Regions from separate parts of the Homo sapiens genome. Here region 1 is linked to region 2. Evidence: chromatin contacts called from ENCODE Hi-C or POLR2A ChIA-PET data. All regions are on one chromosome and are shown on one strand. Each heading gives the region's core, a stretch centred on a gene start or an enhancer-like site at or near the end of the contact. The rest is flanking DNA. Distances are from core to core; before and after follow the strand shown. Region 1 overlaps IRAK2 (interleukin 1 receptor associated kinase 2). Region 2 overlaps FANCD2 (FA complementation group D2).

Region 1 (4,154 bases), core at 56-2,555, 140 kb after region 2:
CAGATCACCTGAGGTCAGGAGTTCAAGACCAACCTGGCCAACATGGTGAAACCCCGGCTCTACTAAAAATACAAAAATTAGCTGAGTGTGGTGGCATGTGCCTGTAATCGCAGCTACCTGGGAGGCTGAGTCAGGAGAATCACTTGAACCTGGGAGGCAGAGGTTGCAGTAAGCCGAGATCGCGCCATTGCACTCCAGCCTGGGCAACAGAGCAAGATTCTGTCTCAAAAAAAAAAAAAAAGAAAAAAAAGAACCAGGGGGATAGAACCCCTAGGCCCGGCTCAGTTACTTTCAGCTGTGTGACTTACACCTAGCACTTCTGTCTCTGGGCCTCAGTTAAGCCTTCTGTAAGATGGGGCTAACGATACACATGGAGATGAATGGGATAATGTATATAAGCAGGTGAGCATGGCACCCTGCACCCTGCACCTACCAAGAATATTATGATGACTGTGGTTATTGTTATTCCCACCTTTACACCCTCCTTCTGATATCTGTTTACTCTTGACCTTCTAACTGGTGTGTTAGCGTCACAGATGACTTCCTCATCCATCCATTCACCCTCCCACCTATCCATCTATTCATCCACCCATGCACCCACCCTCCCACCCACATACCCATCCATCCATCCATCCATCCATCCATCCATCCATCCATCCATCCATCCATCTACCACCCATCCATCCATTCATTCATTGAATGCCTCCTGGCTCCTGCCACCCTTTTGCTCAGCCCTGCCTCTGGTTGACTGATAACGCTTTTGAACTTTGATTCCTCCTGTGGGGATCACAGTGCATTGCTCAGTGTTTTTTGGTGAGTGCTCAGTGACCTCTATAAAGGACTTGGCTCAGAGCCTGCTCTGTGAAAGGGGCACAGGAAGTCTTTGTTTATTCATTTCCCCTTGTTCTGTCCCTTCCTGGCAGGGACCTGTCAGGAGTCCCTTTTCAATTGGCTCCTGTCCCACTTGCAGCAGTGATGCCCTCTGCTGCCCTTTTCTGGTCACTGCCAGTCTGTTATTAATCCTGGGTGGTTTAAAACCTTTATCCTTTCCTTCCTCCAGGCTTGGAGGGATTCTTGGCTATAAATGTGACCCTATTCTGACTTGCTTTGAGAGATGCTGTGGGAGAGAGGTTCCACACTAAGTGTGGGGTCTTCACACCTTTAATATTCACAACTGCTAGTCCCCATTTAACAGATGAGGACACTGAGGCTCAGGTTTTAGTTACTTGCCTAAAGATCACCTGAGCATATAAGGAACAGAGTCAGAATTTGAACTCAGGCCTGACTGTAGAGCCCTTAGCCATCATAGCATTGTCTCTACTGAGAAACCCTGTTCAAAGCAGTTTCCTGTTTATGAAGACATATATCATGGTTTGCCAATTTTGTGGTGACTTACACGTATACAGGGTTGTGCTCCTTCTGCGAGTGGATGCGCTAATGAATAAATAATGTTAGTAAAGGCCTGTGAGTGAAACATGCTATGGATGCTGCAAGATTTGTCTAGAATAGATACCTGCCTGCATGCAGAGTCTTTCCTTCCCTGAGATTCACAGAGCAATGCCTGCTTGCCATAGCTGAAGGTTTTTTGGTGTTTTTTTTTTTTTTTGAGACGGAGTCTTGCTCTGTCGCCCAGGCTGGAGTGCAGTGGTGCGATCTCAGTTCACTGCAAGATCCACCTCCCAGGTTCACGCCATTCTCCTGCCTCAGCCTCCCAAGCACCTGGGACTACAGGCACCCGCCACCGCGCCTGGCTCATTTTTTTGTATCTTTAGTAGAGACGGGGTTTCGCTGTGTTAGCCAGGATGGTCTCGATCTCCTGACCACGTGATCCGCCCACCTCAGCCTCCCAAAGTGCTGGGATTACAGGCATGATCCACCGTGCCCAGCCAGCTGAAGGATTTTTAAATGAAACAATCTTTAAAAAATAGTGTATATATACGTGTGTGTGTATCTATATTTATCTATACCTATATATATCTTATGGTAATACATATAAACACACACACACATGAATTTTTGAAAACCATCTTCTCTGCCTGGCTATCAATTAATTACAACCTTCCACTGGCAGCTTGGTGGCATCTTTAATTGGAGGAGGTGTTTAGTGATATTCCCATGTTCCAGATTTTGGGCAGGTGTGTCTGCTGGCAATGGCAGAGCTGCACCTGGAGCTCAGAACTGAGAAGAGAAGACAGAATCTGCTGCCTGGCTGTGTGCACGAGCGTCTGAACCATGCTAACTCACGTTCTGTTCTCTCCAGGTGTTGGCCGAGGTCCTCACGGGCATCCCTGCAATGGATAACAACCGAAGCCCGGTTTACCTGGTAAGGGAACTTGTCACATCTGGCTGGGAGGTATATTTGGGCCTCACAGCTCTGTAGAGAGGGCAACGACCTCAATTCTAGCTAGTTTTACACATGCAAATGAGGCCCGGTACAAGGTTGCATTTGCATCCCCACAAAGCAGCTTTAACCTCCCATCCCCACCTGCCAGCCAACCATTGCTTTTTCATGATAATAGCATCTGGGGCTTGGTGCGGTGGCTCATGCCTGTGATCACAGCCTTTGGGAGACTGATGTGGGTGGATCATTTGAGACCAGGAGTTCAAGACCAGCCTGGCCAACATGGTGAAACCCTGTCTCTATTAAAAAAAAAGAAAAGAAAAAACTTACAAAAAACCCCCAACATTATCCAGGTGTGGTCGCATGTGCCTGTAATCCCAGCTACTCGGGAGGCTGAGGCAGGAGAATCACTTGAACCTGGGAGGCAGAGGTTGCAGTGAACCAAGATTATGCCACTGCACTCCAGCCTGGGTGACAGAGCGAGACTCCATCTCAAAAAAAAAAAAAAAAAAAAGATTTTGGAATGTTTATAGAAAGCACTTGTATAAAAGAGAAAGCACTTCTCTATATATCAGGCAATTCATTAGGGATTTTCCTCAAATTGATAAAAGTTAATTTCAGCCCTTTTAAACAAGTTTCTATAATAAAAACAATTTCCATTTTGTAGGCCAAAGATCTGATATACACAGTCATTTAAAAAATATAACAACCTGGCTGGGTGTGGTGGCTCACACCTCTAATCCCAGCACTTTGGAGGAGGCCAAGGCGGGCGGATCACTTGAGGCTGGGAGTTCGAGACCAGCCTGGGCAACATGGCGAAACCCTGTCTCTACTAAAAATACAAAAATTAGCCAAGCGTAGTGGCACACACCTGTAATCCCAGCTACTTGGGAGGCTGAGGCAGGAGAATCGCTTGAACCCAGGAGACAGAGGTTGCGGTGAGCCAAGATTGCACCACTGCACTCCAGCCTGGGTGACAGAGTGAGACCCTCTCTCAAAAAAGAATAAAAATATAACAACCTAGCCTGACTTTGTGTTAAATACTTTCCATACATTATCTACCTAAATCATCTCAATTTTTCCATGATAGAGTCATTATATTCATCTGCAGATGAGGAAAGCTGGCTCTGAGTTTGGCCTAGGATCTCAGTTGGAATTACCAAGTGTCAGAGCTGGAATTCTGAGTCAGATCTCCCTGAGCCGACATCATGAGTTTTTTTTTTGTTTTTGTTTTTGAGACGGAGTCTTGCTCTGTCGCCCAGGCTGCAGTGCAGTGGTGCAATCTCGGCTCACTACAAGCTCCACCTCCCGGGTTCATGCCATTCTTCTGCCTCAGCCTCCCGAGCAGCTGGGACTACAGGCGCCCACCACCACACCTGGCTAATTTTTTTGTATTTTTAGTAGAGATGGGGTTTCACTGTGTTAGCCAGGATGGTCTCAATCTCCTGACCTCGTGATCCGCCCGCCTCGGCCTCCCAAAGTGCTGGGATTACAGGATCTTGAGTTCTTAACCACAGCAGTCTCCTGCTTGTTTCTTGTGACAGTCCAACCATACGAATTCAGTATTATCATTCCCATTTACAGCTGAGAAAACTGAGGGCAAGCTGAAGTGACTTGTCTCACGCCCCTCAGTGAGACCAGTGGTGGAAGTGGGGTTTAAATTGAACCCAAGGCTTTTGCAGAGTTTCAAATCTCATCCAAACTCTAGTCTTCCTCATCAGTTTGAGAGGGGGCACCTTTTCCTACTGGGTATTGAGGCCATTGGAACAGACAGATTATTATTTTATTTATTTATTTATTTCTGGTGACTGGG
Region 2 (3,705 bases), core at 792-3,291:
AAGACTCCGTCTCAAAAAAAAAAAAAAAAAAAAGGTATGTCCACCAGGGTCTGGTACAGGAATATTTTGAGCAATTTAGCCTGTGGTTTTACATAGTATATTCTAAACTTGTTTCCCATGCTTTTGTGTGTGTGTGAGAGACAGAGTCTCACTCTGTCGCTCAGGCTGGAGTGCAGTGGCGCGATCTCGGCTCACTATAACCTCTGCTGCCCGGGTTCAAGCGATTCTTCTGCCTCAGCCTCCTGAATAGCTGAGATTACATGCGCCTGCCACTGCACCTGGCTAATTTTTGTATTTTTAGTAGAGACGGGGTTTCACCATCTTGGCCAGGCTGGTCTTGAACTCCTGACCCCGTGATCTACCCACCTCAGCCTCCCAAAGTGCTGGGATTACAGGTGTGAGCCACTACACCTGGCTTTTTTTTTTTTCTTCCCTGAGACAGGGTCTTGCTCTGTTGCCCAGGCTGGAGTGTAGTAACACAATCACAGCTCACTGCAACCTCTGACTCCCAGGCTATAAATCCTCCCACCTCAGCCTCCCAAGCAGTTGGGACTGCAGGCATGTACCACCATGCCCAGCTGATTTTTCCTTTTTTTTTTCTTTGGTAGAGACGGGGTTTCGCCATGTTGCCCCCAGGCTGGTCTTGAACCTCTGGGCTCAAGTGATCCACCCGCCTCAGCCTCCCAAAGTGCTGGCATTAGAGGCGTGAGCCACCATACCTGGCCCAAATTCAACATTTTAAGTACATGAAGTGTATTGTACATCAACTATATCTCATTGAAGCTATGGTAGACCAAAAACCTGACACCTAATAGGCCCTCAGAATACATTTGTTGAAAGGAAGAATGACTATCACTGGTGATCAGGAAGATGCTTCTAGAGGAGAAGATCTAGGACGTCAGATTGTGCTGGGCCTCAAAGGTCAGGCAGAATAATTTAAATGTTGTCCAGGGAAGCCATTTTGGAGTTTTATGATCACAGCCATAATACAATGAAAGCAGTGGTTTAAGAAAACACTTCTGGCAGCAGAGTGCAGGACAGATTGAAAAGGGATGCAAAAAAGAACACTCAAAAGGTGTCACTATGATCTACACATGTATTGATAGGGGCCTGGCCAAAATGATGGTCTAGGCTTGGAAAGGAAGGGACAATATGAAAGGTAATCCAAAGATAGAAATGTCAAGACTTGACTCATTAATGTAGGAGAAGGGGTAAGTACCACTATGGGCTGGACATTGATTTAGCAGTTTGACAAAATTATTCCTGTATTTTTGAAGAAGACTACATATCTCTAAAATATAGGGAATGAAGGAGAGCTTTTTGCCCTTCAAAGTAAACCTATGGCCCAGGCGTGGTGGCTCACCCCTGTGAAAAGAAAGAGGAAAGAAGAAAAGAAACCTATGAAGACTTCAGGAAAGATTACTTTGGATGTACTTCAGTTTCTACTCTGATACTTAGAGCTGTGATTGAATTTGGTACTTCAGTACTTTCCATTTCAATTCTTTTTTCTTTTTTCTTTCTTTTTTTTTTTTTTTTGAGATGGAGTCTCGCTCTGTCGCCAGGCTGGAGTGCAGTGGCACAATCTCGGCTCACTGCAGCCTCCACCTCCCGAGTTCTAGCGATTCTTCTGCCTCAGCCTCTGGAGTAGCTGGGACTACAGGTGCCCGCCACCACACCCAGCTAATTTTTGTATTTTTAGTAGAGACGGGATTTCACCGTGTTGGCCAAGATGGTCTCCATGTGTTGACCTCGTTATTCGCCCGCCTCAGCCTCCCGAAGTGCTGGGATTACAGGTGTGAGCCACCACGCCCGACCTCTCAATTCTTTTTTCAAACCGTTAAACTATTGATGGTACAGACTGGAGGCCAGGATCCTTAAATACTATCCAAGTAGTTTTCCAGAAACTAAGCTAACCCCTCTTACCTTGACTTCCTTAGGAGTGGATTTTCTCAACCTGAAAATCAGAATTTACTGTATTCAGCCCTCCATGTCCTTAGTAGCCGACTGAAACAGGGAGAACACAGCCAGCCTTTGGAGGAACTACTCAGGTGAGTCATAACTACATAGCCAAGATTGTTGTCCCAAGAAACTCCTAGGAACAGGATTGGCAACTTTCTTTAAAATAACCTGGGTGTCTTTCAGTAGTTGTAAAGGAAATTATTTTCAGCTACTCTCCTCATATATGAGCTTTCTCATCTATGTATTCTGATAAATCCTGAAGTATTAGAAACCTTGAATAATCATGCTAAATCTTCATGAATGCATCAGCCCATAAACTCAGCCTTTTCAAGTAATAATGATGAAAACATTGACCATCTGTAATCAACTCTTGATTATCCAGGGACCTACTGTCTCCCAGCAGATTTGGGTAATTAGGCAGCAGCTAGTTATCACTGATAGCCTGTTTCTTTCCCCTTGTCTTGTAGGAAGACCTTATGTGGCTGAGGGGTAGGCAGTGGACAAGGGAGGTGACATGATCTCAGGGGCATGGCTTTCGGCCCCCTCCCCCTTCAGTCAGAGTGACTTGGTCTTTCTCTCACTTCCCTTGGTAACCTAGACCATCACTGGGTCAGCAGTCAGTGCTTATCATCCCTGTCTATAGGTCAGGACCTTATATCTTCTTTTTTTTTTCTTTGAGAGAGAGTCTCACTTTGTCACCCAGGCTGGAGTGATCCCAGCTCACTGCACCCTCCACCTCCTGGGCTCAAGTGATTGTACTGCCTCAGCCTCCCAAGACGCTGGGATTACAGGCGCATGCTGACACACCCTACTAATTTTTATATTTTTGTAGAGATGTTTTCGACATGTGGCCAGGCTGGTCTCTAATTCCTGAGCTCAGGTGATCTGCCTGTCTCAGCCTAGCAAAGTGCTAGGATTACAGGCATAAGTCACCATGCCCGGCCTGTGAACCCAGATTTTACAAATTATTTTCAGTGTATTGCCTAAGGCTTTAAAGAGCAGATAATTTATCTAGGGTTGTACATATTAGCGTGGTGCTTGGGTTTCTCAGCATACATGACCCCTTCAAGGCCAACATTCCATCAGTGGGGCTGTCTTCTGCCCTGGCTTTTTCCATACAAAGGTATGGTTTTCTACCAAGATGCTTGAAGAGGGTTGCTACTAAAGCACCTGAAAATAAGGAGGATTCTGATTAGGCCGTCAAACACTGAAAGGGACTTGGGCACGTCATGTGGATTTAAATATATCTGTGACACATAGGATACTATTGCATTTGTTTGTTTTTCTTGTCTCCTTACAGCCAGAGCGTCCATTACTTGCAGAATTTCCATCAAAGCATTCCCAGTTTCCAGTGTGCTCTTTATCTCATCAGACTTTTGATGGTTATTTTGGAGAAATCAACAGCTTCTGCTCAGAACAAAGAAAAAATTGGTGATGGGCCTAGATCCTTTTTTTTTTTTTTTTTTTAATGAATAGGACTAATATCTCACACTTACAAACTTTGGGCTTCCCAGGACATTTTTACATGTAAATCCCCACATAACCTTGGATAGGCCCTCTTGCTATACCAAGAAGGTCATTTTCCCAGAACAACCTGACTGATTTCTGCTAAAATTGCTTAGTCTGAGTTTGGTTAGACAAGCTGAGTAGATAGTTTTCTCTTTGGCTTAAGTTTAATCATGTTCTTCCTTTTCAAAAAAAAAAAATTTATCTGAGACATTTGACAAAACGAGACATAAATCATGA

What was found. Hi-C counts contacts between places; a loop is a spot of excess contacts on that map. ChIA-PET counts read pairs that join two places held with the same protein, here RNA polymerase II (POLR2A). Pooled maps may share reads with other maps.
Region 1: a map of PC-9 shows a loop between it and region 2 (2.7-fold over the local background). The contact joins two enhancer-like sites. A Hi-C loop is called at or near these places in 1 of 168 maps with a recorded cell type or tissue (PC-9) and 4 of 50 pooled maps. POLR2A ChIA-PET finds 5 or more read pairs at or near these places in 3 of 52 experiments (activated CD4-positive, alpha-beta T cell, activated T-cell and activated naive CD4-positive, alpha-beta T cell).

What each region holds. Positions count from the first base shown.
Region 1 is chr3:10,224,111-10,228,264 of GRCh38, forward strand. IRAK2 (interleukin 1 receptor associated kinase 2) reads left to right here. Exons shown (of 13, transcript NM_001570.4): 10 at 2,261-2,323. Among named protein-coding and RNA genes, the nearest start is that of TATDN2, 22 kb to the right of the region's middle. RefSeq lists enhancers at 1,194-1,976, 2,152-2,201 and a silencer at 2,315-2,609. Within about 2 kb of position 1,306, at least 13 of the 41 ENCODE cell types and tissues checked have a DNase peak (open chromatin) inside an H3K27ac peak, as active enhancers do.
Region 2 is chr3:10,083,875-10,087,579 of GRCh38, forward strand. FANCD2 (FA complementation group D2) reads left to right here. Exons shown (of 44, transcript NM_001018115.3): 33 at 1,938-2,048; 34 at 3,260-3,390. It also overlaps a transcript of FANCD2OS not described here. Among named protein-coding and RNA genes, the nearest start is that of FANCD2OS, 23 kb to the right of the region's middle. Within about 2 kb of position 2,042, at least 2 of the 41 ENCODE cell types and tissues checked have a DNase peak (open chromatin) inside an H3K27ac peak, as active enhancers do.